Regions from separate parts of the Homo sapiens genome. Here all the other regions are linked to region 2. Evidence: chromatin loops called from intact Hi-C (ENCODE). Cell type or tissue: endothelial cell of umbilical vein. All regions are shown on one strand. Links, peaks and the distances in the headings refer to the core of each region. The heading gives the core; the rest is flanking DNA. Region 1 holds the start of LOC124900954 (a long non-coding RNA gene). Region 2 holds the start of SUB1 (SUB1 regulator of transcription). Region 3 has its middle 45 kb from the start of ZFR.

What was found. A loop is a pair of places that touch in the nucleus more often than their neighbours do. Peaks named below come from ENCODE experiments on the same cell type or tissue, not always from the same donor. Only the 100,000 strongest peaks of a DNase experiment are listed, where the experiment ranks them.
Region 1: a loop joins it to region 2, with 6 times the contacts of the local background. A loop is called at or near these places in 54 of 110 quality-filtered maps.
Region 3: it touches region 2 in a loop (5-fold over the local background); 96 of 110 quality-filtered maps call a loop at or near these places.

What each region holds. Positions count from the first base shown.
Region 1 is chr5:32,500,506-32,511,346 of GRCh38, reverse strand. LOC124900954 (a long non-coding RNA gene) reads right to left here and starts at 5,422. Exons shown (of 5, transcript XR_007058719.1): 1 at 5,230-5,422. RefSeq lists an enhancer at 9,438-10,084. In endothelial cell of umbilical vein, for the core only: no CTCF peak of the experiment used is centred there; DNase peaks (open chromatin) are centred at 4,816 and 6,106; H3K27ac peaks cover 506 bases; H3K27me3 peaks cover 295 bases.
Region 2 is chr5:32,580,039-32,590,879 of GRCh38, reverse strand. SUB1 (SUB1 regulator of transcription) reads right to left here and starts at 5,323. Exons shown (of 5, transcript NM_006713.4): 1 at 5,255-5,323; 2 at 2,296-2,368. The coding sequence starts at 2,367. RefSeq lists silencers at 4,740-5,009, 5,050-5,149 and an enhancer at 8,853-8,912. In endothelial cell of umbilical vein, for the core only: no CTCF peak of the experiment used is centred there; DNase peaks (open chromatin) are centred at 4,799, 5,339 and 8,039; H3K4me3 peaks cover 1,938 bases; H3K27ac peaks cover 1,720 bases.
Region 3 is chr5:32,484,765-32,495,605 of GRCh38, reverse strand. No RefSeq gene overlaps it. Among named protein-coding and RNA genes, the nearest start is that of ZFR, 45 kb to the right of the region's middle. In endothelial cell of umbilical vein, for the core only: a CTCF peak has its summit at 5,720 (motif pointing left); a DNase peak (open chromatin) is centred at 5,665.

The DNA.
Region 1 (10,841 bases), core at 3,192-8,191, 79 kb after region 2:
ATATCCCCCTTCCCATATCCTTCTGTGTATTTTTTGGAGCCATTAGAATATTATATTTCCCAAACTCCTTCACCAGCTGGGTACTGGATAGATAGGTTCTGCCATTGAAGGGAGATAGAAGGTAGGAAGAAGATGACCCCTAGCCTTCTCTGGCTCTGACAGAAGCAGCCAATTGCAGACAAAAAATGCCAATTGCTGTAGCAGAATGCCAGTTCCAATCGTGGCAGCAGTGACAGCTCCTACTCAGGCCACTTGTCATCTGGAGCAGCTTAGCAGTGAGTGTGAACCCACAGGTGTCAGCCCCAAGTGGTGGCAGGTCCCTTATCTCTAGATAAACCCATGTCTCCATTTTGCAACTCCAGCCCTTACAAAACCTTTGTAACCAGTCCCCTGCATTCAATCCCTTTCTGCTTGAAATATCTAGAATGGTTTATGTTTTTTGGACTGGACTCCTGATTGACACAGCAGGCTTGAAAAAGCCAATCCAGAACTGTCTCCTAACGTTTTAGAATTCTTCTGTTTACATCAGTTGTTCCCAACTCAGTCTGCCTATTAGAATCACCTAGAAGCTTAAAAAACACTGATGCCAGCCTGGCACAGTGGCTCACACCTATAATCCCAATACTTTGGGAGGCCAAAGTTGGAGGATTGCTTGAGTTCAGGAGTTGGAGACCAGCCTGGGCAACATGGCAACATGGCAAGACCCTGTCTCTACTAAAAAGACAAAAAAAAATAGCTGGCATTGTGGTGTGCACCTGTGGTCCCAGCCACTCAGGAGGCTAGGGTGTGAGGATCACTTGAGCACAGGGGGCCAGAGGATGCAGTGAGCCAGGATCACACCACTGCACTCCAGTCTGGGCAACAGAGTGAGACCCTGTCTCACTCACACACACACACACACACACACACACACACACACCCCCAAACTACAAAAACAAAACAAACCCAAAAAACACCACACTGATGCCTATATGCCCTATACTTTCAGAGATTCTGACTAAATTGCTCAGACACCAGTGTTTTTTAAACTCACCCGGGAGATTTTGATGTGCAGCCAGTTTGAGATCCACTGCTCCCTTTTTAAACATTTTCTCTGAGACAGGGTCTTGCTCTGTCACCAGGCTGGAGTGCAGTGGTGCAATCACAGCTCACTGCAATCTCCCCTTCCTGGGCTCAAGCAATTCTCCTGCCTCAGCCTCCCGAGTAGCTGGGATTACAAGCACGTGCCACCATGACCAGCTAATTTTTGTAGAGACGGGGTTCCACCATATTGCCCAGGCTGGTCTCAAATTCCTGGCCTCAAGTGATCTGCCTGCCCTGGCCTCCCAAAGTGCTGGGATTACAGGCATGAGCCACTACGCACAGCCTGAGATCCACTGCTCTCTGTCATGCCAAGCTATTTCTGGCCTTTCCCTATTATCGCGAGTGGACCAGCAGTGGATCCATGGCTACATCAGCCAACTGCAGCAAACTTAGAACAATTATTAAGGTATTATCAACGTAATGAGATTTCAGGTGATTTAATTTTCTTTCTTATACCTTTCTAACTTGTTTTAATGAACATTGTTTTAAATTATTTTGAAGGCAATTTTCACAAACAGAAATGATCTTCCTGTCTTCTCTAATGCATAACTATACCCACATCACTAAATCTAGCACAAGCTAAAATTATATTCCACGAGCCTTGTTTATACATCCTCGAAATTCATTCTTAGAAACATCATCAGGGCTTTTGAAAATGTAAATAAGCAACAGGTTACAGATATGTAGCAATAGTGTTCTCATTGTTGTGGTTGTGTTCTGGGTGAATGGAACCCCTGGGCTGCCCACTCCCAGCTCTAAGCAATCTCATATTTAACCCAGCATGCTGCACAAATGATCATTTTCTATTATCATATCCTTGGTCATTTCACATCCTGCTCAATCCCACCCTGCTCCACCCCAGGCCATGTTGTATTTGGATTTAGGTTAGTGGCATAGCAAAATGAGAAGCAGGTCATGAAGCAATTCCTACTCCAAGGGAAGGACTGCCTCCTTAGGCAGAGGAGAGGCAACCCAACCCTTGTTGGGCAAGAGTTCTTCTTGGGCAACCCTCTTGAAACTCAACCACCTTCCGAGTTTCAGAAGTCTTTGAGGATTGGGATTTGCTGTTGTTGTTAACCCAACTGAGAACCGTGATTTTGGTTTCCAATTTAATCTACTCCAATGCTTCCCTGCTTTTTTCATATCATGGCTCAGTCTAACCCATACTACCTCTAGATCACCATACCAAGCTGTGTACTCATAGCCAGAGACACCAAACTGTCATGCCTTCGGGCTGCTGTTCATGCCATTTCCTCTGGATGATATATTCTTAAGGTTAGGTAAGCCCTGGAAACATACGGGTATTTATTATACACCACACACTTTGCTAGATTCCAGCACTACATTACTCCCCAACCCGTGCCATCAGCTCTCAGTAGCCTGGCCCAATGTCATCTCCCTCACAAAGTTGTTTTTTTTTTTTTTTTGAGACAAAGTCTTGCTCTGTCGCTTAGGCTGGAGCGCAGTGGTGTGATCTCGGCTCACTGCAACCTCCTCCTCCCCGGTTCAAGCGATTCTCCTGCCTCAGCCTCCCAAGTAGCTGGGATTACAAGCGTGCATCACCACGCACAGCTAATTTTTGTATTTTAGTAGAGATGGGGTTTCACCATGTCGGCCAGGCTGGTCTCAAGTTTCTGACCTCAAATGGTCTGCCCGTCTCGGCCTCCCAAAGTGCTGGGATTACAGGCATGAGCCACCATGCCAGGCCCTCCCAGCCCTCCTTCACAAATTTTTCCTGGACTTCGCCACAGAAAAAATTAATGGTTTTCTCAATCTCCATTCCAACACAGTTATTTACACATGAAATAAACCCTTGACATTCATAAATTTAAAATTCCTCATTCAGGCAATTCAAAAGTTAGTCTACAAAGTGAGTCTATGGGGTGTCATCATTTGTCATTTTGCCAAAGCACAAACGGGAATAGTTCTCACTGAAGAGCTGGAGAAGAGTGAGTCTACTTCCTCTTGGAAGCCTTTCCTGATACTCCATCCTACTCAGCCTCAGACTGATAGCCCTCTGAATCAGTTGGGATACTTCCAGCTCTGATGGAAAACGGGAATAACAACATTTAATTTCTCCACAACAAAGAGTCGGAGGTGGGTGGTTCCAGGGTTTGCTCAGCTCCTCAACAATGTCAGGGGTCTGGATCAGGATTTTTGCAAGCCTCTTGGCCAAGTGCACATCATCACATGATATCAGTAGCTCTAAACAGCAGCTCCCCACATAACCTCATTTCAGGTGATAGAGACAGAAGACAGCCAAGAGTCCCAAGTGAAACCCTGCCTTCAAGCCTAAAACAGCCTGAAGGCTGAAAAACCGGTCTGCTGGTCGCAAATGAAGCCTGCTCTTTCCCAGCTGATTCTGAATAATGCCTGCTTGTGCACTGGGAGGATCGGGTGGAGCCTTGGGAAGTTCACACCATTTGCAGGGGGGAAGAGTCTGGCCTCTTCAGTGCCTGTGTGGTAACCCGGGATTCAGTCTGTGAGGGGGGAGGTTGTTGGCAAGACCCCCTCTCACTTTGCTGAGAGTTTTTCTTTCTTTTTCCTTTTTGCCCAATAAATTCCATTTTCCTCACCCTTCTATGTGTCCACAAGCCTAATCTTTCTTAGTTGTGTGACAAGAACCCAGTTTTAGCTGAACTAAGGATAAAGTTCTGGAACCCAGGATGGGATGAAAAGATAGGCCTCCTTTCCATCTTACATTTTACCAAGAAGCAAACAGTTGTCCTAAAACTTCATTGACTTTTCCTTTCATTTAATCAGCCAGAATTTGGTCATGTGCCTAACCCTAAACCAAATACTAGAAGGGGTAAACCAGATGATTGTGCTTGATTGTGATTAGTGATCTTCAGGCCAGCAGCAACAGCGTCACTTGGGAACTTGTTAGAAATGCAAATTCTTGGGCACGCAGGGTGGCTTACACATGTAATCCCAGCAGGGTGGGAGGCCGAGGCAGGTGGATCATTTGAGTCCAGGAGTTCAAGACCAGCCCTGGCCAACATGGTGAAACCCCATCTCTACTAAAAATGCAAAAATTAGCTGGGCATGGTGATGCATGCCTGTAGTCCCAGCTACTTGAGAGGCTGAGGCAAGAGAACTGCTTGAACCCAGGAGGCAGAGGTTGCAGTGAGCCAAGATCACAGAGTGAGATTCTGTCTCAACAAAAAAAAATGCAAATTCTTAGGCTTCACTTAGACCTACTGAATCAGAAACTCTGGGAGTGGGGCCCAGGATTCCTGGTTTTAACAAGCCCTCCATGTGACTCATGCAAGCCAAAATTTGGAATCACTGGCTTAGATGTATCATAGTTAATCCTGAGCCTGGGGGAGGGACCTGAGCATCCTGCCTTTTAGAATAAAATCCAGATTCTACAAACTAAGAAGAGAGTTATGCTGTTGGGTAGATGGCACTCTCCTATTATTTCCGTTTAAATTATCATGATTACATTTATTTACCAGTTGATTTTCTTGCTGACTCCCTGACTCAACTGCATGCTTCCTGAGGGCACGAACTTTGTCTTTTATTAGCATTTCTGTCCCTAACACAATAGAAGGCGGTCAATCAATGTATGCTGGACAAATGGATAAATGGTAAAGTGGTCTCTCCTTTCTAAGTGCCCACCTCCTTAACAGCTGCTTCCTGCTGCTTTCCACTTAAAGAACATTTTCACATCAGTTCATGTCAGTGAGCTGAGAGCTGTCTCTACCAGGGGGTCTGAGAACAATGATTCCTTTGCATATGGGCACAAGTGGAGACTCTGGCTTCCTGAATGCATGTTGGACCTTTATGTGCATTCATTTCTATTCAAGGGTGTCCTTGGAGAGCACTGCTGTACAATAACACAGAACTGAACACGATTGTTGAGCTGAGTTCTGGCTGCTGACTCCTGCCTGGCAATCTTTCTCAGAGGCAGCTGTGTACTCAGAGTCAAACATGACCTGGAAATAAGCCTCCAGGCTTCATCCACAGCAAGAGCAGCATCGAGGCAATGATAGATAGCTGCCCTCATTTTGTTCTGCCCAGCACAGTGACCTGGACAAGCCTCCCGGGCTTTCTGAAGGCACTTGTATTAGGTGTGAGGGACAGAAACCCAAATGCAAAGTGGTGAGAATAAAGAGGTGGGGGAAGACTTACAGCCACATATACCTGCAAAGTCCTAGGGTAGGATCAGTTTCAGCTGCAGCTGGATCCAGATGCTCAATGTCCTCAGGAAACTTCTTTCTTCATTGCTCAAATGCATCTCTTCTAATTGGCTTCATTCTCCAGTAAGTTTTCACAGAACAAGCCAGGAACAGCTCCAGACTTGCATACCATCCACTTGGCATTCGCAGCAGAAAGCCCCTCTTTCACAACAGTGTCAGCAAAAGTCCTGGAGCTGACTCTCCTCATCCTAACTTAAGTCACATGAACATTCCAGGGCAATCAATGGCTTAGGCTGGCGTAAGTGCCCAGCTTGGAGCAGGGGCATTGGGCAGGATGGAATCAGTCTCACCTGAACCACAGGGACTTACAGTGAAAAAGATGCACCCCCAGCCCTTCCCCGCCACCAAATCATAGTGCTGTTACCAGAGGAGGGGGGAATGGCTGCAGAAGAGGCAAAACCCACAGATGCCCCATCTGCCACTGTTCCTTCTTTTGAGTCCTTGAGTAGCACTTCATTAAAAAAGGCACCCACATGCATGCAGAGCTAGGTATCATTTTCCAAAACAGGGAAGGAAATAAAGCACCTCCTAAAGACAAATAGTGCAGACTCTCTTTCTCACTGGCTTGAAATAGCTCCCAGCGCTACAGAGCAGGGCTGAGGGACGGCACCAGCAGCCTCACTCTCGGTGTAATTTAATCCTCCAGAGCATCTGCCCTGAACATTCAGCTCCACGAACACCCACTCCCCCGCCCTCTGCTGTGGTCCACCCCCTCCCTCCCATGGTTTCTTGGCCTGCTTTACTGTCTTTTTGTAATCATCAGCTAACATCTGCTACATTTTATTTGTGGCAGGAAGGATTTTTTTTTCTCCTTTACCCTTCCTCCTCCTGGGGTTGAATGCGAAATAGACTAGAATAACAAAATGAGGCAGACAGGCTTCTTAACATAATAACCTAAAAATGTGTGAAGCTGGGAAGTGTCCAATGTTTGGATCCCTCCCTCCGCGGCTCCCTGAGAGCAGGCCCTCTTTTTCCAGCACTCTCCTGGCTCAAAGCCCTGGATCTATCCAGGAGAGAATGGGATGAAGCTGAGGGACAGACAATTTAAATTGAGGAAAAGGGCAAGGGGTTAAGAGAAGGCAGAGCCCCGTAAGAGGTAGAGATCAGGAATCCAAGGGGGAGAGACGGGGAAGGCAAGATGTTTCTTTGCTGTCTTTCACGGGGCCTGCGTATTTTCCATCTGCAAGTAGAAGATGATGCCAGCTGTATAAGGAGATACAGTCTTTAAATCAATGACCAAATCAAGGATGTAGTCCCTTCCTCCCCGTAGCTTTTACCAGCAGTTTGCAAAATAATAAAATAGCTAAAAGGTGGATAGCAAAGGAAGAAGAAGCAATCTGGCTCAAACAGTTCTAAACTGAGGTTTTCCACACCAGAGAGGAAAACCAAGAGGGAAGCTGGTAAAATGGGGCAGAGATTGATACTGGTGGGCTAGGGAAGGTCTCTAAATGTCAGTGGGACCTTAACCCCAGCCGGTGTCCAGGCTCCTGATGCCATCGTGAGAATGAATTCAACGACAAGTCAGAAAATTGTGAAAGTACAGAGATTTATTGCAAAGGGAAAGTACACACACCAGAAAAAAAGAGTGCATGCATACTCAAGAGAGTGCTGTGATGGGATTTAGCATTTCTGTCTTTATGGATTTCTTAACCAAAGAGTGGAATATTCATGAAGATTCCTGGAAAAAGGTGATCATTTCTCAGAATTGTCATGCTACCCATTTTTACACCAAATACAGGTGTTCCCGGAACTGTCATGGCACTGGTGGGAGTGTGTTGAGTATGCTAATGAGTGCATAATGAGGTCCTAGGAGGCACCTAGGTCAGATCCAGCACCATGTTGGATCCAGTCTATTTTTTTTTTTTTTTTTGAGACAGAGTCTCACTCTGTCACCCAGGCTGGATTGCAGTGGCATGATCTCGGCTCACTGCAACCTCTGCCTGCCGGGTTCAAGCGATTCTCCTGCCTCAGCCTCCCGAGTAGCTGAAACTACAAGCATGCACCACCATGCCCTGCCAGTTTTTGTATTTTTAGTAGAGACGGGCTTTCACCATGTTGGCCAGGCTGGTCTTGAGCTCTTGACCTCGTGATCCACCGGCCTCAGCCTCTCAAAGCGCTGGGACCACAGGCGTGAGCCACCGTGCCCGGCCAGATCCAGCCTATCTTAGCCAGCATGGCCCACAACGTGGTTTTTCTTTTTCTTTCTTTTTTTTTTTTTTGAGACAAAGTCTCACTCTATTGTCCAAGCTGGAGTGCAGTGGCGCGATCTTGGCTCACTGCAACCTCCACCTCCCGGGTTCAAGCAATTCTCCTGCCTCAGCCTCCGGAGTAGCTGGGAATACAGGCATGCACCACCATGCCCAGCTAATTTTTGTATTTTAGTAGAGACGGGGTTTCACTATGTTGGCCAGGCTGGTCTTGAACTCCTAACCTCGTGATCCATCCACCTCGGCCTCCCAAAGCGCTGGGATTACAGGCGTGAGCCAGCACGCCCGGCCCACACCATGGTTTTGCAAAGTCTTTTCAGCCCATAGCCTTTAGTCCTGTGAAACTGCTGTCTGGAATTTTTATCCTCCTGTGACTATCCTGTATTATTCCTGTCTCAGGACCACCCACAAATCTCCAGCTGCTTTGTGGACTCTCTCACGGACATCCTTTCAGACTCAGTGTCTGTACTCCATCAGCAAATCCATGTGTGCCATGGATCAGACAACTACTTCTCTCCCATCACAGGGGGAAACCTATGGGATTATATATTTAGTTATTTTAAAAGCATTTGACTAGTAAATTGCAAAGCACAATGTACCATAAAAAGGATATTTTGCTGATTTCTAAATTCTCTATTAAATGTATTTCTCAAGTGAATGTACTTCTTCTCCTCTATTGAACCTGTAAAACTCCCCTACCTGTGAATACTACGAGTCCTTTTCAAGGAACTCACTCTGTCTTCTCATCAGTTAAGTGGAAGCTGACTTCTCTATTTCTTGGTTTCTTCCAATGGAACCCTTCTTTTCTTCCTACAGACCCCAAGACTCATTTGGTTTTCTTCTCCCTTGGCCCCTGTCACTGCTTCTACTTTCTCTGTCTTTTGTGTCTGTATTGATCAGGATTATTAGTGGCAGAGAAGAACCCTCTCTAACTAATTTAAACACAAAGAGATTAATTAAAGGGGATTAGGTGACCTAATGCTTTTTTTTTTTTTTTTTTTTTTGAGACGGAGTATCGCTCTGTTGCCCAGGCTGGAGTACAGTGGCATAATCTTGACTCACTGCACAGGCTGGAGTACAGTGGCATAATCTTGACTCACTGCAACCTCTGCCTCCTGGGTTCAAGCAATTCATCTGCATCCGCCTCCTCAATAGCTGGGATTACAGGTGTGTGCCACCACACCCGGCTAATTTTTGTATTTTTAGTAGAAACGGGTTTCACCATGTTGGCCAGGCTGGTCTCGAACTCCTGACCTCAAGTGATCTGCCTGCCTCTGCCTCCCAAAGTGCTGGCATTACAGATGTGAGCCACCACGCCCAGCCTGCTAATGCATTTCTGAGAGGACTAGGGGACCAGCTTTGAACTAGGGAACCACCCTGGTAGGTTCTTCTAACAAGAACCTCACTATTGCCACCACGTGCCTCTTAGCATCTCTGACCAGGATTCTCTTTATAATCCCAGCGCATGGTAGTCACATTGTAGACATCTTACAATTTCCAGCAGATGGAGTCTTATTCTAATATACTGGTATACTAATGATTGATGTATTAGAACGGAAGGGAGGTATCAACAGGTAAGGGACTTCAGAGGCCTGAGAGTGGAAGAAGTCGCTGCCTTTAAAATACAAGGAGTGCATGTATTTTACAGATGGAATTGAGGTGCTTCAGGCAAAATTAGGTGTCTTTTTCTAATTAATACAAAGATGCTGTACAGGTTAACCATAACCATACCCATGAAATCAGATATGAAACAATAGAAACTTCACCACACCTGTTTCAGAAAAAAACAAAAACCTCCCCTAGGGGTGCTTTTCAGAAGATGCAACCTTCGAGCCCTCAGCCAGGGTCACACCCTCAGCCAGGGTCTCACACTTCTACCTTGAAGTCTCACCCAGTGGGTGTTCTGGTGGAGTAGCGGTCTCCTGAGGAAGCCTAACTGCAAAGGAGTCTAGTACTCATAGGTTTCTGCTGTCCAGCCCCTGCATATGGGAATTCATGGAATGACGTTCTGCAAACCAATCTGCAGTCACAATCTCAGATTTGCAGTGGAGCAAGCACATCATGTCTCCCTGCTCCCTGCTTTTCGCAGCCTCTGAAAAACACCACTCAGCCTCTGATCTTTAAAAGATCCTGCTGATCCCTGTGGCGTAAATCTGAGAAGCTATGCAGGAGAGAGAAATTCTGGAATCAGCAAAAATGTCCCTTTTTACAATGCGTTATGCTTTGCAACTTACTATTGAATGTTGTATTCTGTTTACAAAGCTGCTGAAAATCTCAAAAAGTTCTCTCTGGATATGTTTCTTTAGTATATTGAAATGCAAACGAGCTCCGTTTCAACTAGGTAATCTGGGCACACACATGAATAATTACCACTCCCACCACCTGATGCCTCATTAAAATGACCGTAAAGGAGGAGAACGCAAAGGAGGTGTCAACAGCTAAGGGTTTCAGAGGCCTGAGAGTGGAGGGTGTCCCCACCTTTAAAATACAGGATGTGCCCGACCCAGGGAAGAAAGTGGGCAGCCCCTCAGAGAGTCTACGTCAAGCGGCCAAGCCGTCCCCAAATAGCAGCTGCTGGGTCCGCTGATTTGCCCCACTTTCCCAGATAGATGTCATTTACTACTCAGAGCACAGCAGGCAGCATGACCCCAATGTTCGCATCAGTTCTGCTGGCCCCCAAGCCTCATGGGGCAATACCAGTGCTGGCCAGGTGAATACTGCCCCTGAGGAACACTGAGTTCATGAAACCCCCAGTTTTCCAAGGGAACCGCTAGCACACCTGCCCCAACTTTGCCCCAGCGGAAGGCACTATCTTTTTTTTTTTTTTTTTTTTTTTTTTGAGCCAGAGTCTTGCTCTGTCGCCCAGGCTGGAGTGCAGTAGGAAGATCTCGGCTCACTGCAAGCTCCGCCTCCCGGGTTCACGCCATTCTCCTGCCTTAACCTCCCCAGTAGCTGGGACTACAGGCTCTCACCACCGCCTGGCTAATTTTTGTATTTTTAGTACAGATGGGGTTTCACCATGTTGGCCAGGTTGGTCTCAAGCTGCTGAACTCAGGTGATCCACCTGCCTCTGCCTCCCAAAGTGTTGGGATTACAGGCGTGAGCCACCGTGCCCAGGGGACACTATCTTTATCACAGTGATAGGGCTCTAAAGAGTGGAGGAACACCAGAGTTCTTGGTCCTCATGTCGGTTTAGATGAAACTACATGGACACACGTGGAGTGGTTTTAAGGAGTGGAGAGTTTAATAGGCAAGAAGGAAGGGAGACGACAGAAGGAAAGAAGCTCCCGCATACAGAGACAGGGGGAGGGGGGCTCCAAAGCCAAAAGAGGAGGTCTCTACCTGCCAC
Region 2 (10,841 bases), core at 3,448-8,447:
CAGAGAACTGCTTGAATCCAGGAGGCTGAGGTTGCAGTGAGCCGAGATCGTGCCATTGCACTCCAGCCTGGGCAACAGAGCGATACTCCATCTCAAAAAAAAAAAAAAAAAAAAAAATTAGCCAGGCGTGGTGGCACACGCCTGTAATCCCAGCTACTCGGAAGGCTGAGGCAGGAGAATCGCTTGAACCCGGGACGCGAAGGTTGCAGTGAGCCGAGATCGCGCCATTACACTCCAGCCTGGGCAACAAAAGCAAAACTTCATCTCAAAATAAAAAATTAAAAAAAAAGGAATTTACAATTAGGCAAATCTTTAGAGAGCTATTTTGCACTGGGCACTGACAGCCAGCAACTCAAGAACTTCCTCATTACAAAAAAAAAAAAAATCATTGTAGACAGCTATGTGTTAGACTAGCTTTCAAAAATCACAACGTTGTTTTAAAAACAGCATTATTTTAAAAGCTTATTAGAAAGTCGCATTCTCAAAAAGAGCTAACCCATAAAAACCACTACAATACCCAACCCAAACAGAAGAGGGCAGTCATGTTCCTTCTTGATGGAATAGTATAAATATTTTAATGTTACTAAATTAATTGAATGTTACCAAATTAGATGAAGCTAGGAAAAATATTATATACATGTAAAACATGAAATGAAAAATGTGGTATACAAGGTTAAGTGTTTACAAGAGTAATATTACTATTTGGGACAAACAAAAAGTTAGCTCAATATGCAGAAAGCAATTATTCTATAAATCAGGCTCTAAGTATTCCCTGTGGAATAGTGCATGTCTGGCAAATAAAAGCTCAATACACATGTGTTACATCAACATACTCAAATACTATATAGGGTGCAAATTTTAAAATTAAGAAATTTACTCAAGTATAGTCTTTGAAGCCTTATTTTACCCTTCCATGTGTTGTTATATTCTATATTTATACTTTAAGGTTGCAACTTCTCCAATCTCCCATACGCTCTCCCCTTTTCTTTTAGCTAAAATTGCTAAGCTTCAGGAGGAAAAAAAAAAGATAGGGAGCCTGCTTCTTTTGAATAAACTTTCGGAAATCACAGGTCTACCAGTGCTAGTCATTACTTACTATTTTACAAAGGATATATACTAATTAGGAAAAACACGACCAACTTATTCTATTTCTAGGATATAAATATCTCTTCAGATATGTAAAGTTCTATGCGATAAAAGACAATTCTGCACGGAAGACTTGACCGCAGAGTGAGACGCTCAGTTATGCTCCACTGAGATGCTCAATTTAGCGAAATTCACCAATTACGGTGCAGCTGTCATCTAATGCAGAAAAAGCCTATCTTGTCAATGGGTTTCAAGTTAGCTTTACTGCGTGCTGATTTAATTAAATGGAAGGGACCAGAGCACAAACTTAGTACAAACTTAAAAATGTACCAAGTCTAAAATTCAGAAAACCTTATGTGCAGAATAAACACCAGTAACTAAGAGAACTGTCAAAATTAACATTTTATGGCCACTCATGATGGCTCACACCTGTAATCCCAGCACTTTGGGAGTCTGAGGCAGAAGAATTGCCTGAGGCCAGGAGTTTGAGACCAGCCTTAGCAACACAGCAATACCTGGTCCCTACAAAAACATTTTTTTTTTAATTAACCAGGCATGATGCCTGTAGTCCCAGCTACTCTGGAGGCAGAGGTGGGAGGACTGCTTGAGACCAGGAGGTCGAGGCTGCAGTGAGCCATGATGGTGCCACCACACTCCAGCCTCGGCAAGAGAGTAAGACCCTGTCTTTAAAAAAAAAAATTAACATTTTACAAAAAAAAATCTGGTAAATTTCTAAATAACGGCAAATAGTGACTTTGGCCTACTTAGAATTCTATGACCCTAGGATGCAAGGCAGTGTTTCTGCAACTTTAGGGTTCCTAATGATGCTCAACAGAAGACTTGTTAAGTCTGATTTAGGGCCTATGAGTATGAATGTGCAAAAAGCATCCTAGGCACTTCTAGTCAAGTGGTCCAGAGACCAACCGTACCTCCAGAAATACCCATTCACATTCTTATTTTTTATTTTTTATTTATTTATTTTTTTAAAGAGACAGGTTCTTGCTATGTTAGCCTGGTTGGTCTTGAACTCTTGGCCTCAAGCAATCCTGCCACCTCGGCCTCCCAAAGAAGTAGGATAACAGGCATGAGCCACCGCGCCCAGCTAGATCCTCATTTTAAGATGTTAATACACCTTTTACTATCCTTCAGAATGGGATATGGACAATATTGTTGAGTATCACCAAAATGACTTGGTGCAGCAGTAGTCACCTTTTTGTCAACCTCACTGTCAGAATCACTGCCAGAAGAGCTTGAAGAAACAAGTTCCTTTGATTTAGGCATCCTGAAAGAAAAATACATTACAAAAATAATTAATAAGGTACTCTACTACTTTCAACTTAGCTCTCCCCCAATCAAAGAAAAAAATCAAGGACAAGTTCCACGGTTCATTCTACCATTTTTGTGGTACTGAGTTGTTACACTGAGCACAAGTTTTAATCTATACCCTTTTAAGTTGCAAATAACACGCAGGGTGCAATGTGCTGAACCCAGTAAGAACAATGAACTAAATGTCATACACTCCTACACCTCTAACCTTTCTCCAGGCCAATGGATCTTTCTATACTTCGTTTTAATGGCATTACACACTATGGGTAGGGTAAACTGCAAGAAGGCAGCAGACAACAATTACTATTAAAACCAGAAGAAATGTAATTCTACTATTACTGCTTTAGACTTCTCATCAACGAGATTGGAACTAACGTAAAATTATTCACTATGGGGAACTGACCCCAACATTTACACAACAGGGAACTAGCTGTACTATGCAAATGTGACATCTAATTAATTTTTACATAATATTTTATTCATATTTTGACTTTTTGGCCGTATCACCAAAATAACGACAGGTACTAATTCAAGAGTACACAAAATTATACGCAATTCAGGCCGGGAACGATGGTTCACGCCTGTAATCCCAAAACTTTAGGAGGCCAAAGCAGGCGGATCACCTGAGGTCAGGAGTTCGAGACCAGCCTGGCCAACATGGTGAAACCCTATCTCCACTAAAAATACAAAAATTAACAGGGCACGGTGGCACACCTGTAGTCCCAGCAATTCGGGAGACTGAGGCAGGAGAATCGCTTCAACACCGGAGGCAGAGGTTGCAGTGACACAAGGTCACATCATTGCACTCCGGCCTGGGCAACAAAGCAAGACTCCATCTCAAAAAAAAAAAAAAATCTTACACAATTCACAGCAATTCATTACATTTTACACAGATTTTTCTACTCTGGAACATAATTAAAATTTGAAGAACCTATTTATGGGAGGTGCAAAACCTATTTATGGGAGGTGCAAAACCTTCCCGCAAATTCCTACCATGCTGGTAACTTCCCAGGTCCCCCCAGAGACATAGATAACTTAGTGCCTTGCTTACAAGTGGGTGTTTACTGAGTGCCTGAGTGCAAGTTTGCAGAAAGCAAACTATCAGTAAGCCTAAGCCCCAAATTTCAAGGAATTCCAAGATACGTGGATACCTCTATTCAAGGCACTTATAACACCAGGTCATAAAACGCTGATTATCAAAATATCTTTTGCTCTCCCCATCTCAGAAGAGATTAGGTCCTATTAACCCATTTATGCCAGAGGTTGCAATTTTTTGAATTTATGCAAGCAGACCTTGGCGATGATCTTGAGCAGTAGCACATAAATAACTCCCACATGCTTAGCGTTCCAATAATGGAACACTAGGCATAAATTAGCTAATTTCTGTATGCGTTAAAGGGCCTAATAAACACATCACACACTGTATTTGTTTAATACAAGAAAAAAAGACTTAAAATTCCTCCTTAAAAAAAAATCATAAATAATCTAGCTCTCTAGATGAAACTTGCATTAGCACTGACATTGCATATGTTCCAAAATAGGAGGTCAAGGAAAAAGAAGTGGGCCACCCCAATCCTAGCCATTAAATTCAAAAAGCTCAATCTGATTTTAACTGGTAATGTCTTCAAGGGTAAATTCAGAAGGGAAAAGCAATGTTCATGACCACGTTTTATCCGTTTTTCCTGTTTCTGCTCCATTTTGCAACCTCATCTCTAAAATCAATTTAGTTAAGTTTTTTATGCTAATTAATACGACAAAAAGATATTTTTTAAAAAGGTAATTAAATTGAACATAATTTTTCACTTTGAAACTGTCGATCATAACTACCGTCTGTTATCAAAAACTGCCTGGGGGCCTAAGAATTTTTCAAAGAACCACCTGGTACTCAACCCAAAGAAGTCCACTGGAGAAGAAAGGTAACGGTAACTAAAACCAGCCTCTAAACTTTTAACAAATATATATTTACCTTAATGAGCCTGTTCCAATGTGGGGGTGGGGGGAGAAGCAGCTTGTAATTCAAGTAACTGATACTGAAACCACTATTGTAGAATTTATACAAAACGCAACTTTAAAAAGAGAAACGAAATCTTCAGCCTTTGCTGATTGAGGGAAAGATCAGAAAAAAACGAGGTGAAAATGAACCAGGACTGAAGGGCACACGACTTCGGTATAACAGGAAGGTGACAAGCACAAGACCAGGGAAGGGGTCGCGCGGCCCCAGCAAGCCGCTAGAACCCCGTGGCTAGCAGCCGCTCGGGCGAGGGGAGACAGGTTGGTCGGAGGGGGCGTGGGAGGCGGCGAAGTGCGGAGAAGACGGCGTGGGAAGGGGCGGGATTTGCACCAAGCGCCATTTTCTTCTCTCGAAGCGTTCCCTCCCCCTGCACATCAGCCGTTCTTCCCCCGGCCCCCTCCCGCCCGCATCCGCTCTCCCAGTCTCCAGAGCGCCCCGCTCAGGGCGAGGGGCGGGGGAAGAGTAGGTAACCGCACGCGCCCCACCTAGGCAGGCCGCCGCCGCATTGTCCCGGGGACGCCGCGACTCTCTCCCCGCGACTCCTCACTCCCCGGCCGCCCTCAATCTACCGCCCCGGGCCGCAGCGCCCGCCGCCTCGACTCGGCTCCCCGGGGACAGGAGTCTACCGCGGAAGGGCCCACAGCGCGTCAGGCGTGGAGTCAGAAACGGAGAAGGGGGCCGGGGACGCCGAGGGGAAGGGGGAGGTAAGGCAGAGCCGCCATTTCCCGCGGCCATTGCCGGCGAGAGGAGTGGAGGGCCGAAGGCAGCTCACGGCCCGGCTGGGAGGGTGGGGGCCCCGAGGAGTAGGGGTAGGGGGTCCCGCGCACTCACGCTTCGCTCGGCTCTAGCAGTCGAACACCCTCTTGGTCGTTCGCTCGCGACTGACAGAGAACCGGAAGTGACGGCAGCCAGGAGACGCCGGCCCCGCCGCGCTGGGGCTGCGGTCACGTGATGGGGCGTGGCCTCCCCACAGAAACCAACACTTAGACCCTTTCCAGGGCCTTAAAGGGACCGCGTCTCTTCCTAAATGGGTGACGCGAAAGTCAGATGTTGGAAGATTACATCTGACCCTTGAGAGAATGAAAGAGCTAATATCCTTCCTGTAGGAGATAGCTTAAAAAAAAATTAAAAAAAAGGAAAACGCCAATAAAACATGAGTGACAAGCGCCAAGCTTTGCGTTTGTTCAATAAATGTTTACTCTAATGAAGCGAAGGGGTCATAATGAAAAAGATCAATACTCTGGCCCATTTTCCCAGAAATGGTCTTCCTACCCCACTTCACCCACCTCAATACATGCCTCTGCCTCCTAAAATCCAAAGGAAGGAAGCTAAAGTCACAGCGTTTAATTCCAGAAAGTGCAAGAAATCTTTGGAGTACTCCTTATTCCTGTATTGAAGTCCTGGAGATGTAAGGGAGTTCACAGAAGGCAAGAGGAATCCATATACAAGCAGGAATATAGCTAAAAGATTATTTGAATATGTATTTGAATGAATACTTCCTACAGCTAAGAATCAATATAAAGGCATATCTATTAACAAAGATTTATCAAGCACCCACTACGTGTCAGACGCTGCAGGAGGCAATTTACATTACTCATCCTAACAAGCATGTTCCAAAGCAGAAATGACTGTTCTCTCCATTTTATAGACGAGGAAACCAAAGTTAACGCCCTATGGAGAGGATATTTCCTGTTACAGCTGAAGCGTGAATTGTCCTTATGTTCTCTCCCTCCAGACCCTATTTTCCTGCCTCAGGTAGAGGAATGGTATGGGATTTTACAAAGTAGAGGATGGAATCCTGTCGAAGCTCAGAATTGCACATCGGAGATGCCACAGAGGCTAAGGAAGGGCAGTGGGTTGCAGAAAGGGAGGAGTGTTTGGATCTACATATGGAGCAGTTAGACCTGTGGTTCCCACCCATCCCACCCTTATAGGAGAAGAGAGTTATATATTCCCTGCAAACATTAAAGCTGGGAGCGGAATGTGTAATGGGGTTGAGACGCAAAGAACACAGCGGATGGAATCAAAGTCTGAACACTAAACGTGAAAGCATCCCCCACACGTCCCTTTCTAGAATTACCTGACTTTTAAAGGATTAAATGCTGACAAAAATACAAACTAATCCCTTAGTTTGTTGTGAAACTCTCCATCATAATGAAATAAAAGAAGCCATGAAAATAAACACTGACATCAGGCGCGGTGGCTCACCCCTGTAATCCGAGCACTTTGGGAGGCCGAGGCGGGTGGATCGCCTGAGGTCAGGAGTTCGAGACCAGCCTGACAAATATGGTGAAACCCCGTCTCTACTAAAAACACAAAAATTAGGCGGGCGTGGTGGCGTGTGCCCAGCTACTCAGGAGGGTAAGACAGGAGAATCATATGAACCTGGGAAGTGGAGGTTGCAGTGAGCTGAAATTGTACTACTGCACTCCAGCCTGGATGACAGAGTGAAACTCCGTCTCAAAAAAAAAAAGAAAAGAAACACTGACATTATGCATTGTCATGGGACACTGCGCAGCTCCACACCTAGCTAAAGAAATGCTTAATATTCAAGGTAAACCACGTACACTTAAACTAATATGGTATCCCCTCCATCTGCAACCCTTCCTGCTTTAACAAGTTTTCATTCAGTTTCTGTGTCACTGAGGGAACCTGGGCAGTGTGCCTGCTGTAGGTTTGGGTTTCGGTTCTCTAAGCGTCGGAGGTGGAGAGCTGTTAAGGAGGTATGCATTTTTAGAAGTAGGGAGACCTGAAACTTTGCATGCAAATTTGTTGGCTCAATTTTCCTGGGTGTGGTACTTTGTAAAACTAATCGAAAATCCTTGATCCTAAGCGTTGCCCATTTTTAAAAGGTAAACATAACTCAAGAAAATAAACAAAAATAATTTTTTACATAGATGAAAGAGGAAGGAAACTTTTTTATTTTAAACAAAATAGGGGCCAGGCGTGGTGGCTTATGCCTGTAATCCCAGCATTTTGGGAGGCTGAGGCGGGTGGATCACCTGAGGTTAGGGGTTTGAGACCAGCCTGCAAACCTGATGAAACCCCGTCTCTACTAAAAATACAAAAAATTAGCCGGGCGTGGTAGCGGGCACCTGTAATGTCAGCTACTCGGGAGACTGAGGCAAGGAGAATCGCTTGAACCCAGGAGGCAGAGGTTGCAGTGAGCTGAGGCTGCACTGAGCCTAGATCACACCCATTGCACTCCAGCCTAGGCAACAAGAGCGAAACTCCGTCTCAAAAAAAAAAAAAAAAAGACAGCAGTTGCTTTCAAATAATAGAATGGGAAGGAGGTGTAATTCACATGCATTTGTACATTGTGGGGTGGGGAATAGCTCCTTTTATAGGCAAATTCCTAGAGGGCATCTTTAAAAGTGAAAGAACTCCCACTTTCCACTCCAAGCCTTGGTCTGGAAGAAGAGGGTGGCACAAAAAGGAATGTGCTGAATTTGGAGAATCTGTAGGTGTCCCAGAAAGGGAGGTAGACTGGGAAGTAGGGCTGAGAAGGGAAATAGCTCACAAACTATGAAAGGGACAGAGCTTGAGGAGGAGACTGCCAGGAAGAAGTTCCTGGAGGCCTGGAGTATGGCACGGGACTGTTAATGCGGTTCCCTCCAAGGCCTTATGCTGTCGACACCCTCCGTTACTCACTTCTTTCAAAGCTTCCGAAAAAGGCTTATTCAAGTATCAGGATATTATTTTGAAATCTTACCCAATGTGGCTTTTGTTACTAGCACTTCCTGCTTTCTGACCTTCACTCTTTCCCCATCCCCCGTTTTCTCAGCTACAGCATTTGACTAGAAGAAGGATGTTAGACCAGAACACACAGACCAGATTCTTGGCTTTTGACTTTTTTAAACTATTAGGATTCCAGGCATAAATTACAGATTTAAGGTAATGTGCTATTAAAGTTTTTTTCTGGCTGGGTGCTGTGGATCCTGCCTGTAATCCCAGCAATTTGGGAGGCCGAGGTGGGTGGATCACTGGAGCCCAGGAGTTGCAGACCAGCCTGGACAACATAGTGAGACCCTGTCTCTACAAAAAATACAAAAAAATGGGCCAGGCACAGCGGCTCACGCCTGTAATCCCAGCACTTTGGGAGGTCCAGGTGGGTGGATCACGAGGTCAGGAGATCGAGACCATCCTGGCCAACATGGTGAAACCCCGTCTCTACTAAAAATACAAAAATTAGCTGGGCGTGATGGTGCGTGCCTGTAGTCCCAGCTACTCAGGAGGCTGAGGCAGGAGAATCGCTTGAACCCAGGAGGCAGAGGTTGCAGTGAGTCAAGATCATGCCACCGCACTCCAGCCTGGTGACAGAGACAGACTCCATCTCAAAAAAAAAAAAAGAAAAAGAAAAAGAAAAAGAAAAAAATCAGCTGGGTGTAGTGGTAAGTTCCTGTAGTCTCAGCTACTCAGGAGGCTGAGGCAGGAGGATTGCTTGAGCCTGAGAGGTCGAGGCTGCAGTGAGCCATGAGTGCGCCACTGCATTCATTCCAGCCTGGGTGACAGCCTGGGTGTTTTTGAGACCCTGTCTCAAAAACAAACAAACAAAAATAGTTCCTTTTAGCCCACCCCACTCGCCTGTAGAGATTATTGCAACTGTGAAAGGGAGGAGTCAGAAGAGAAAGGAGATGAGGCCCCTCTTCAGTGTCTAAGGAGTAGAGAAGTAGTTCTGCTGTCTGTCCCCACACCAGCCCTGGGGAAGGAAGGAAGCATCAAATTCCCAGAGGGCTTAGGGATCTGAGAGAGCAAAGCAAACTGGTGCCTTGCTTTCCAGGCAGCCGAGCTCTCCGAGCTCCTCTGCAACCCAAGCGCCCCTCCCTCCACCACAGAGTTGGGGTAGAGATATCTGTGTGGTGTGTCAGGATGGCCGACCTCAGGCTTCCTCACCGAGTTCAGAGATGCCCCAGGGTACTGCAGCATTCAGGGGAATGTCTTTCTCTTTGGCCAAGAGTGGCACAGATGTGTCAGTGACAGCCAGCAGACCTGGGGAGGACTTGCAGTGAGGAAGAGGAAATCTCACCACCCTCAACTTGCATAGAGTGCTGTAACAAAGGACATCTCAACAAATACCAGTGTGAAGAAGTGAGAAGGATCAAGAATCAGACAAGATGAACTGTTAAGCAAAGGCCAATGATACGGTCTCCATCTGTGTCCCTGCCCAAATCTCATGTTGAGTTGTAATCCCCAATGTTGGAGGAGGGGGCTGGTGGGAAGTGATTGGATCCTGGGGGCAGATCTCCCTCTTGCTGTTCTCGTAATAGTGAGTGAATTCTCACGAGATCTGGTTGTTTAGAAGTGTGTAGCACCGGCCGGGCACAGTGGCTCATGCCTGTAATCCCAACACTTTGGGAGGCTAAGGAGGGTGGATCACGAGGTCAGGAGATCGAGACCATTCTTGCCAACATGGTGAAACCCTGTCTCTACTAAAACTACAAAAATTAGCTGGGAATGGTGGCACATGCCTGTAATCCCAGCTACTTGGGAGGCTGAGGCAGGAGAATCACTTGAACCAGGGAGTCGGAGGTTGCAGTGAGCCGAGATCATGCCACTGCACTCCAGCCTGGCGACAGAGCGAGACTCCATCTAAAAAACAAAACAAACGAAAAAAAAAAACAGTGTGTAGCTCCTCCCCCTTGTCTCTCTTCCTCCTGCTCCAGCAACGTAGGATGTGCCTGCTTCCCCTTCTCCTTCAACCATGATTGTAAGTTTCCTGAGGCCTCTCCAGCCATGCTTCCTGCACAGCCTGTGGAACCATGAACTAATTAAACCTCTTTTCTTTATAAGTTGCCCAGTCTCAGGTAAATCTTTATAGCAATGCGAGAACAGACTAATGCGGCTGTCATGGACAGATGGGGAAAATGGGCCAGACTCTACCACTACCCTTAGTGCTCTGACACCATGTAATCCTACCCCACCTCTGTCCAGAATTTAGGAGAGAAAGGGGGAAAGGGAGAAATTATGAGTTTGACCTGAAATTGGCCACAATTAAGCTTTTACCACTAGGTGAAATGGTGATCATTAAACACAATCATAAGAAAATGAAGAAAGTCACATTTCCTGAGAGCCTGAGTTTGTAGCACAAGAGACATACCAGTAATATACAAAGAAGAGGAAACAAGAAAGAAAGGGAGAGGAACAGGCTTATGTGCCAGGGATGTGGTGGGCACCTAGGGAGGTCAGCCGCCTCTGGTTTAACCTCCAGGCTAAAGCAGGAAAGCAGATCACAGCGTGAATGACTAGGAGAACATAACTCCTTCCAGGTTATTTTGGGAAAACTTAAGAATTCTGGAGGTCCCACGGCACATGGAATGGTAGCACCAACCATTCAATTTGGATATTAAAAGATATGGTGGCTCTGGATGTCTAGAGGTTTTAGGAACACCTAGGATGGGGCCATGTGGATCATACATGC
Region 3 (10,841 bases), core at 3,426-8,425, 95 kb after region 2:
TTAGTGGAGACGGGGTTTCACCATGTTGGCCAGGCTAGTCTTGAACTCCTGACCTCGTGATCCACCCGCCTTGGCCTCCCAAAGTGCTGGGATTACAGGCGTGAGCCACCACGCCGGCCCTAATCACATTGATTTCACACTGGAGAATAAATTAGAGGAGAACCGGCATGGATGAGTGCCCTGCCCAGATCCCCCTGACACTCAAGGCTACACTCTGAAGGCGGCTCACATCTGACACCCACAAATCCTCTTGAAGACTCTTTTCTGGCCACAGGAAGCTGCTTGGCCTGCAGCTGGGGCAATCCTGAAGTGCTGGAGGGTGAACGCCTGTAGAAGCAACCTTTGGCCAACAAAGAGTTGGTGGTTATGGATCTCAACGTCCTCGATCCTCAGGAAGGATGATGCTCGCAATCATTCTGAGGCACACCCTGCCCAACTCCCAGTGCTTTCCCCAGGAGTGAGCTCCAGCTGCCCATGGGAGAAAGGTGCTTGCTCACTCACCTGCACACTTTACTGGCTTCCCTTACCTCCCCATCTTATTCTCCATTCCCTATTGGAGTTTCCTGCAATTATCTCCTGAATCAGCGATTCATACTTGCACTCAAACCCTCATTTCAGGATACTTCAGCGGGAACCTAAATAAAGACAAGTCATTTCATCAAAGTCCAGGGCAGGGTCAAAGAGTGACATGAATGACAAGCTGTAGACACCTCAGGACTACTTTCTCTTCAGTTGGCATCTGAGCCGGCAAACAGAGTGCCAAAGATATACACGAGGATTCAAGTAGGTGAGGGGATGCATCCTTAGCTCCTCTCTGAGGTGTAGCCATAGAGGTGGGAACGTGCAGGGTGGTCGGGAGCTATGGATTCACTGCCTTTTATACCACTCAGTAAGGGAGAGGCCTAATCAGTGCTCAGGGATCTATCTCCTACCACGTGTGGAAATTCTTTTTTTTTTTTTTTTTTTTTTGAGACAGTCTCACTCTGTCGCCCTGGCTGGAGTGCAGTGGCACGATCTCAGCTCACTGCAACATCCACCTCCTGGGTTCACGAGATTCTCGTGCCTCAGCCTCCTGAGTAGTTGGGATTACAGGTGCGCACCACCATGCCTGGCTAATTTTTTTTTCTTTTTTTTTTTTTTGAGATGGAGTCTCGCTCTGTCACCCAGGCTGGAGTGCAGTGGCATGATCTCGGCTCACTGTAACCTCCACCTCCCGGGTTCAAGACATTTTCCTGCCTCAGCCTCCTGAGTAGCTGGGACTACAGGTGTCCGCCACCACGCCCAGCTAATTTTTTTGTGTTTTTAGTAGAAACGGGGTTTCACCACATTGGCCAGGCTGGTCCTGAACTCCTTACTTTGTGATCCGCCCATCTCGGCCTCCCAAAGTGCTGGGATTACAGGCGTGAGCCACTGCGCCCGGCCAATTTGTTGTATTTTTAGTAGAGACAGGGTTTCGACATGTTGGCCAGGATGATCTCGAACTCCTGGCCTCAGGCAATCTACGCGCCTCTGCCTCCCAAAGTGCTGGGATTACAGGCATGAGCCACCGCGCTCAGCCAGGTGCAGAAATTCTTGCTTTGCTATAATTACATTACATTCGGCAAGTGACAGAAAATCAAGCACGTGGCTTAAACAAGTAGGAAGTAAATTTGCCTTTCACATGACAGATTGGTGATCGAGGGTTGCTATAGCACTCCTTCCAAGTTTTGCTTCACTATGTATGACCTCCATTCCCAAAGTCTCCTCATTCTCCAAAATGACTGCCCATAGTCCAGTCATCTCATCCATGCTCCAGACAGTAGGAAGAAGAAAATAAGGAAGAAAAGCCCACTCTCGGCCTTTAAGGCCCCATAATGGATGATTTTTATATATATATATTCTCCACCGCCTATATCCCAGTGACCAGACTCTAGACTCGTGACTCCACCAAGCTGCAAAGAAGTCTGGGAATTGTATTCATTATTCTGGATGTGTGCCCAGCTAAAAATTGAGTGTTCTGAGCCAGGCACAGTGGTGTATACCTGTAATCCAAGCTACTTGGAAGACTGAGGCAGGAGGATCCCTTGAGCCCAGGAGTTCGAGTCCAGCCTGGGCAACATAGCAAGAGCCTGTCTCTAAAAAAGTAATAATAATATCTAGAGAAGAAGAGAACAGACATTGGGGGCAACTAGCAGTCTCCACCACCCCAACCTCAAATAATTTATTGTGTCCTAGGATGGCCCAGGAAGAACAGTATAATTCCTGCTTGTTCCAGAAAGGTGCTTATATACCCACAACAGCGGCTGGCTCTCATGGAGCCCTGTAAACTGAAATGGGGTAGGCAGACAACCGCAAACAGATGGATGTCTCAAGACATGCCAACCTGAATAGATAATGAACCAGGTCCAGGAATCATCTACTGCCATGGCATATGTGAGTCCTCCTACCACCTCCATAGATGGAACCCAGGGAAAGAAAGGGATGCCAAATTGACTCAGAATGTGCTTGCACTGCCTTAGTGAAATGAGGATTATGGTGGACATTAGGGCTGTTCACAAATGTTCTGACTCTTCTCCTTCTGGGTAGATGGTAGGATTTGCATTTCTCTGCCCCCTTGAAGTTAGATGTGGCCATGTGATATACTTTAGTCAATGACCCATGAGCAGAAGTCAGATGTGTCCTGTCCAGGTTGAAGATTAAGAGCCTGTGATAGTTAATTTTATGTGTCAACTTGGCAAGGCCATGGTACCTAGTTTTTGGTCAAACATCAGTCTAGATGTTGCTGTGAAGGTATTTTGTCCTTGTTCAATTTCTTTTGCTTTATTTCATATTTATTACCTTTGCCTCCCCAAATCAATGTTGTGAAGGCATTTGGATGCCTTCCTTAACATTTAAATCTGTAGACTTTGAGTAAAACAGATTACTCCCCATAATGTGGGTGAGCCTCATCCAGTCAGTTAAAAGCATTAAGAGAAAAAGACTGAGGTATCCTGCGGAAGAAATTCAGCCCCCAGACTGTCTTTGGACTATGGCTACATCAACTCTTCCCTGGGTTTCCAGCCTGTCATCCTGCCCTGCAGATTTCAGACTCGCCAGCCCTGACATTGGCGTGAGCCAATAAGGTCTCTGCCTCTGTCTCTGTCCCTCTCCCTTTGCGTCTCTGTTTCTCTCTGTATCTCTCTTCATGTCTCTCTCTGTCTCTGCAACTCTGTCTCTCTCTCATCATGTTCATTGTTTTTTTTTGAGATAGGATTTTACTATATTCCCCAGGCTGGAGATACATATGTGTAGATAGATAGATAGATAGATAGATAGATAGATAGATAGATAGATAGATAGATAGATAGATAGATGGATGCAGAGACAGAGAGAGACATGAAGAGAGATACAGATAGAGACACAAAGTGAGCACGTGTACAATTCCAGTAAACACACTGTGCATGCAGCCCCTACCAAGTGCTGGCAGGCCGCTGCACATGCGGACAGCCCACCCCAAAGGAAGAATCAGGGGAGAAGTAACGCAAGACCCCAGAAGTATGCCAACATATAAAACCCCAAGTCAAAAGGTCAAACCACGTATTTGATCCCTGAAGTCCCCTGCTTGACCCTCTTCCAAGTGTACTTTCCTTCCTTTCATTCCTGCTCTAAAGCTTTTTAATAAACTTTCACTCCTGCTCTAACACTTGCCTCAGTCTCTCCTTCTGCCTTATGCCCCTTGGTCAAATTTTGTCTTCTGGGGAGGCAAGAATTGAGGTTGCTGCAGACCCCCACCATTACGCCACTGTTAACAGGCTGAAGTGTTCCTCCTGTCTCGGCCTCCCAAAGTGCTGGGATTACAGGCATGAGCCACCACATCTGGCGTGGAATTAATATTCTATCCCCATTCTTCTACCCCTTAAGCTTCCCTGGGCTCTAAAATTACCTCTTTTTCTGAATTCAACAAAAATGTTTCATTTGCTTCTTAGGGTAAAAGATCATAACTATGTAATGAGAGGTAATAAGCAAATCTTCTCCAAGGTCTGAACAAGAGCTCCATTTTCCCAAGGGGATTTGCACTTAAAAAGAAGATCTAAAAACAAAACAAAAATCCCACACGAATCAAGCTGTATTTGGTGAAACTCTAGGAAGTGCGACTAAGGAGTTTTCCCGCACTATGGAAAGTAATTTTTCAGAGGTGCTCTGCAGATAGAATCAACACTGTTGGGCATTGCACTTGGGGTTTCTGGGTGTTTCTAAGTGGCAAAGAGCAGGGAATCCTCAGATTCTCTTCCAGAGTTTCCATTTCTCCATCTAGATGGCTCCCAGCAGTGCTGAGTCCAGCTTCTGTAGCTCCCAGTGGGGCTGAGTCCAGCTTCTGTAGCTCCCAGTGGGGCTGAGTCCAGCTTCTGTAGCTCCCAGTGGGGCTGAGTCCAGCTTCTGTAGCTCCCAGTGGGGCTGAATCCGGCTTCTGTAGCTTCACAGCCTCTCCTGTCCATCCTCAGGCCCAGCTACTGGCTGCTTTGTTTTCCACAGGGCAGCTTCCTGGGCTATGTGACCTTTGTCTCGGGGTAAGGTCCTGCCTGAATCCTGGTGCAGAAATATTATCCCTGGGTGTCACATCTCCCCTCTTGCCTCGCCCCAGGAGGCTTACCTCTAATCTCAAATGTAATGTATAGCCATAAGAAATCAACTAGGGGACCACGTGTGGTGGCTCATGTCTGTAATCCCAGCACTTTGGGAGGCCAAGGCAGGTGGTTCACTGGAGGCCAGGAGTTTGAGACCAGCCTGGGCAACAAGGTGAAACCCCGTCTCTACTAAAAATACAAAAATTAGCCGGGCATGGTGGCGCACACCTGTAATTCCAGCTACTGGGAGGCTGAGGTGGGAGGATCACTTGAGCCCAGGAGGCAGAGTTTAGCTGAGCTGGGATCATGCCACTGTACTCCAGCCTGGGCAACAGAGTGAGACCCTGCCTCAAAAAAGAAAAAAAAAAAGAATAAAGAAATCAACTAGGGAACTTATTAAAAATGCAGATTCAGGATTCCAGATTCTGATTCCTTAGGTTGGGATGCAGGCCAGAAAGCTGCATTTTTACAAGCAGCTCAGATGCAGGCAGGAGGCAGTCTTTACTTGGAGAAATAGTGCAAAGGGAGATGGGGTGAGCTATTAGCATCACCCACTCTCTTAAATCTCCGCTCTTTTCTAGTAAGCTCTGACTCTGTTATTGATGCAGCTGGGCCATCTGCTCACAACCTCAAAACGAAACAAATGAAACCAACAAACAAAAGATGGAATGCTGCTTCTAGGAATTTCTGTGCCATTTTTCTCTTTTCTTTCTGTTTACAAAGGGATGGGCCTTTTTTGTGATGTAGTCTTTAGTGACAAAACTGAGGACAAATGATACCCTCCTCTCCCACTCAGTTTTTGCCATATTTGCAGAAGGCTGATGATGTGGCCTGAAAGTAAACACATAAGAAAGAAGCAGCAGCCAGCTCAAAGAATTATCAAATGAAAGCTAGGACAATCAAGAGTTAAACGCAATTGTTAACGCAGTGACTGTTATAAACTTGGGTTAGAACCAGCAGCCGTAGGGGAGAATCAATAGTCAAAATGACATAATCTATTTGGCCAATTGAAGGGTTCATTTCTATGGCCTCTGGGAAGAGGCACAGAGCCCCCCACACCTGGAAGTAATTATCCCAGCCTGGCCTCCTGCCCAGGCCCAAGTCACTTCTCTGACCGAAATCCATGCGCCCTCTCGTGGTGGAGGTAAAGGACGATAGAAAATTGAGAGTTGTTATATTCTTGCATTTCACCGCTCTTCCATTGGACACCCAGACAGAGCTTTTTTAAGGATCTGCAGGTGCAGAGTCCTCCTCGAAGCTGCAGCAGGACCGTGTGAGGTAAAGAAGCTGCAGCAGGACTGTGTGACAGGTAATAGTGTCCTCGCTCTGGTGGCATCCCCAGATTTAGTCTATGCATGTCAAACATTAGTTGGGTACTTTGATACTTCACAAATGCAGACATTGAGCAGCTGTGCTTAAAAGCACAGTTCTTTCTGGCCCAATTCTATACATTAAACCCAGTCAACCCACCGGTGCATGTCACAGAAAGCAGTGAATAAAAATCAAGCCCCGGCCAGGCCCGGTGGCTCACGCCTGTAATCATAGCACTTTGGGAAGCCGAGGCAGGCGGATTGCCTGAGCTCAGGAGTTCAGGACCAGCCTCGGCAAAATGGTGAAACCCCGTCTCTACTAAAATACAAAAAAAAAAAAAAAAAAAAAAATCAACTCCCAAATTCAGCCTGGCACCCAAACTTCAATCCCAATCCTGCCTGCCCAGCTTCCCCAATCCTATGCGGGGTCTGCTTTTCTAGCCCAACACTCAGCCCTCATTATGGATCCCAGAATCTGCTCCCAGGGCAGGAGCTTTCATTCACCCTGCAGCCCTGGGTTCCACGTGGCTGGCATATCCATCCCTCCTCTCCTACAATCCCAATCAGGGAAAATCTCACAACTCATAACCTGAAAATAATAGAAAAAGACCTCAGAACCTTCAAAAGGGGCTATCCATTAGTCAGACACTCTACTCACACACATGATTTTTTCATTTTTAACTGTAAATTACAGAGACATATTCTACTGTTTTAAAAATTCAAATCCAACATACAGAAGCCATTGTTATTCCTGAACTTTCTATATGTTTTCACATACATAAATGTACTAGAGAAATATTGAGTTTTATTGTTTGTGGAGCTTTTTATTAGCATAAATAGGATGATATTATATCTGTCTTCTTTTTCTTTTACAGCTTGATTTTTTTCTTTATATATAAATATATATAAATATATATATATATTTTAAACAGGATCATGCTCTGTCATTCAGGCTAAAGTGCTGAGGCATGATCATGGCTCACTGCAGCCTTGACCTTCTGGGCTCAAGCAATCCTCCTGCCTCAGCCTCCTAAACTGCTGCAATTACAGGCAGGAGTCACCATGCCCAGCTTACAGCTTGACTTTTTAAATTAACAATAAGATATGTTTTATCAATAAACCTTTCCATGTACATTTCTCTGAAGCCATTTAGTTCTTTTTTTTCTTTTTCAGATGGAGTCTCACTCTGCTGCCAAGGCTGGAGTGCAATGGCATGATCTTGGCTCAATGAAACATCTGCCTCCCGGGTTCAAGCAATTCTCCTGCCTTAGCCTCCCGAGTAGCTGGGATCACAGGCACATGCCACCATGCTCTGCTAAATTTTTTGTGTTTTTAGTAGAGATGAGGTTTCACCATGTTGGCCAGGCTGGTCTTGAACTCCTAACCTCAAGTGATCCACCCACCTCGGCCTACCAAAATGCTGGGATTATAGGAATGAGCCACAGCGCCTGGCCTACTTATTTCTCTTTAACTGCTGCATACTACTCCATAGTGCTTAGAAAGCCAAAATAATACTTTTTTCTGCCTTTCCTAAGTCTGGAATCAATGGAGGAATAAGAAAATGGAGGCAGACAGATATAAATCAAAAGCTGACAGTGTTGTTAACAAGCTGATGGGAAAACATAGTTTAAGGGTGCATCTAGAAGGACTTGCCAATATTTTACCCCTGAACAAATACAGACTTACCTGTTGGGCCACAGGCATCCCTGGACATCCAACATGTGTGTGAAACAGGCTTCAGAGCTTGCCACAGAGCAGGGCAAAGGCCAGAATGATCTCCAAGCAAACATCGTGGAAGACGGCAGGGAAAGAACTGAGCAAAGGTGCCCAGGCCCTTGTACTTAAGTCACCAATCAAGCAAATTAGTCCTCTTCTCATAGAGATGAGTGAGTGGATAAGGAGTGGGAGAGAGAACAGGAGTGTTACTCTAGAATATAACTGAGGCCAGGGAAATGGAGATTCCCCTAAACATTTTCCAGATTTTCAGTCGTGCAACCCTTTCAGCTCAAAAATCTGCCAGAGCACAGCTAACTCCCCCTTCCTCCTGGGAGAAGAGATCAGGCATGTACCAGAACGTTCCTGGCTTCTACATTCATGAATCTATTCCCTCAATACCAGCCACTGCTCTTTTGTAGATCTGTCTCGCGGACAGTTTATATTTTGGCCTCAGCAGACTCTAATATGGGTTAGAGCAGCCCATTAACTTCCAGACCATGATATTACCTAAGCCAAAAATGTGCTCCATATTCTGTTTCCCATCAAAAACATGCCCGGTCATATTGTCCAATGTAACTCACTAAAGGTTATACAATTAAATAAAATGACCGCAAAAAGCTACTCCTTTCAAAAATGCAATACCTAACACAATATAGCCCATATATGAAAAACTCACACCTGGCATCATATTAAATAGTGAAAGACTGAAAACTTTTCTTCTAAGATCAGGAACAAGACAAGGATGCATGTTTTCACCACTTCTGTTCAGTAGAGTACTGGAAGTTCTACCGGACCAATTAGGCAGGAAAAAGAAATAAAAGCCATCCAAATTGGAAAGGATGAAGGCATCTGTTCACAGATGATATAATCTTACACTTAGAAAATGATAAACACTCTACAAAAAAACAGAACTAATAAAATCAGCAACATTGCAGGATACAAAATCGACATACAAAAATCAGTTGCATTCCTGTACATTAACAATAAACAATCCAAAAAAAATTAAAATAATTTCACTTACAATAGCATCACAAAGAATAAAATACTTAGGAAAAAACTTAACCAAAGAGATGAAGCACTTGTATATTGAAAACTACAGCTGGGCATGGTGGCTCATGCCTGTAAGCCACCAGTGAGCAAAGATGGTGTCACTGCACTCCAGCCAGACCTTGTCTCAAAAAAACGAAACAAGGCCCGTGCAGTGGCTCACTCCTGTAATCCCAGTACTATGGGAGACTGAGGCGGGTGGATCACCTAAGGTCAGGAGTTCCAGACCAGCCTGACCAACATAGAGAAACCCCATCTCTACTAAAAAATACAAAATTAGCCAGGTATGGTGGCACATGCCTGTAATCCCAGCTACTCAGGAGGCTGAGGCAGGAGAATCGCTTGAACACGGGAGGAGGAGGTTGCGGTAAGCTGAGATCGTGCCATTGCACTCCAGCCTGGGCAATAAGAGCAAAAATCTGTCCCAAAAAAAAAAAAACAAAAACAAACAAAAAAAACCTACAAAATGTTGCTGAAAGATTTAGATTTAGACATAAATAAGTAGGAAGACATCTCATGGATTGGAAGACTTAATATTGTTAAAATGTCAATATACCCAAAATGATCTACAGACTCAATGCAATCCTTATCAAAAGCCCAATACTGTTTGTTTCCTTGTTTGTTTATTTTTCAGGAAAAGAAAAATCCATCCTAAAATCCCTATGGACTCTCAGAAAACCCCGAATGGCCAAAACAACCTTAAAATAGAAGAATGAAGTTGGAGGTATCAAACTTTCTGATTTTAAATGATAGTAATCGCTGCTACAGTAATCAAGACAGTGTGGTACTGGCACAAAGAGAGACATATAGACCAACAGAATAGAATAGAGAGCACAGATATAAACTGTAAGCCCTGGCCGGGTGCGGTGGCTCACACCTGTAATCCCAGCACTTTGGGAGGCCAAGGTGGCCGGATCACTTGAGGTCAGGAGTTCAAGACCAGCCTGGCCAACATGATGAAACCTCGTCTCTACTAAAAATACAAAAATTAGCTGGGTATGATGGCGTGTGCTGGTAGTCTCAGCTATTCGGGAGGCTGAGATGGGAGAATCACTTGAACCTGGGAAACAGAGGTTGCAATGAGCTGAGATCATACCACTTTACTCCAGCCTGGGTGACAGAGTGAGACCCTGTCTCAAAAAAAAAAAAAAAAAAAGAATTAAAATAAACTGTAAGCCCTTACATACATTAATATAATCAAATGGTTTACAACAAGGATGGGAAGACCATTCAATGGGAAAGGGACAGTCTTCTCAACAAATGGTGCTGGAAAACTGGATATCCATATGCAAAAGATTGAAGTTGGAGCCTTCCCTAACACCATACACAAAAATTAACTCAAAATGGACCAAAGCTCTAAGTGTAACAGATAAAACTATACAGCTCTTAGTAGAAAACACAGGGGGAAAGCTTCATGACATTGAATTTGGCAATGATTTCTTGGATATGACATCAGAAGCACAGGGGCCGGGCGGGGTGGCTCATGCCTATAATCCCAGCACTTTGCGGGGCTGAGACGGGTAGATCACCTAAAGTCAGGAGTTTGAGACCAGCCTGGCCAACATGGTGAAACCCCATCTCTACTAAAAATACAAAAATTAGCTGGGCATGGAGGCACGTGCCTGTAGTCCTAACTACTCAGGAGACTGAGGTGGGAGGATCGCTTAAACCTGGGAGGTGGAGGTTGCGGTGAGCTGAGATCACACCATTGCACTCTAGCCTGGGCAACAAGAGCAAAACTCTTTCTCAAAAAAAAAAAAAAAAAAAAAAAAAAAAGCACAGGTAATGAAAGGAAAAATCAACAAAAGGGAGTATATCAAACTTAAAAACTTCTGTACATCAAGGGTCTCAATTAACAAAGTGAAAAGGTAATATATGGGATGGGAGAAAATACTTATAAATCATCTATCTGATAAGAGATTAATACCTACAATATGTAAGGAACTCCTACAACTCAATAGCAAAAGAACAAACACCTGATTAAAAAATGGACCAAATCCCAGCACTCTGGGAGGCTGAGGCAGGAGGATCACAAGGTCAGGAGATCGAGACCATCCTGGTTAACACAGTGAAACCCCGCCTCTACTAAAAATACAAAAAATTAGCCAGGCGTGGTGGCGGGCACTTGTAGTCCCAGCTACTTGGGAGCCTGAGGCAGGAAAATGGTGTGAACCTAGGACGTGGA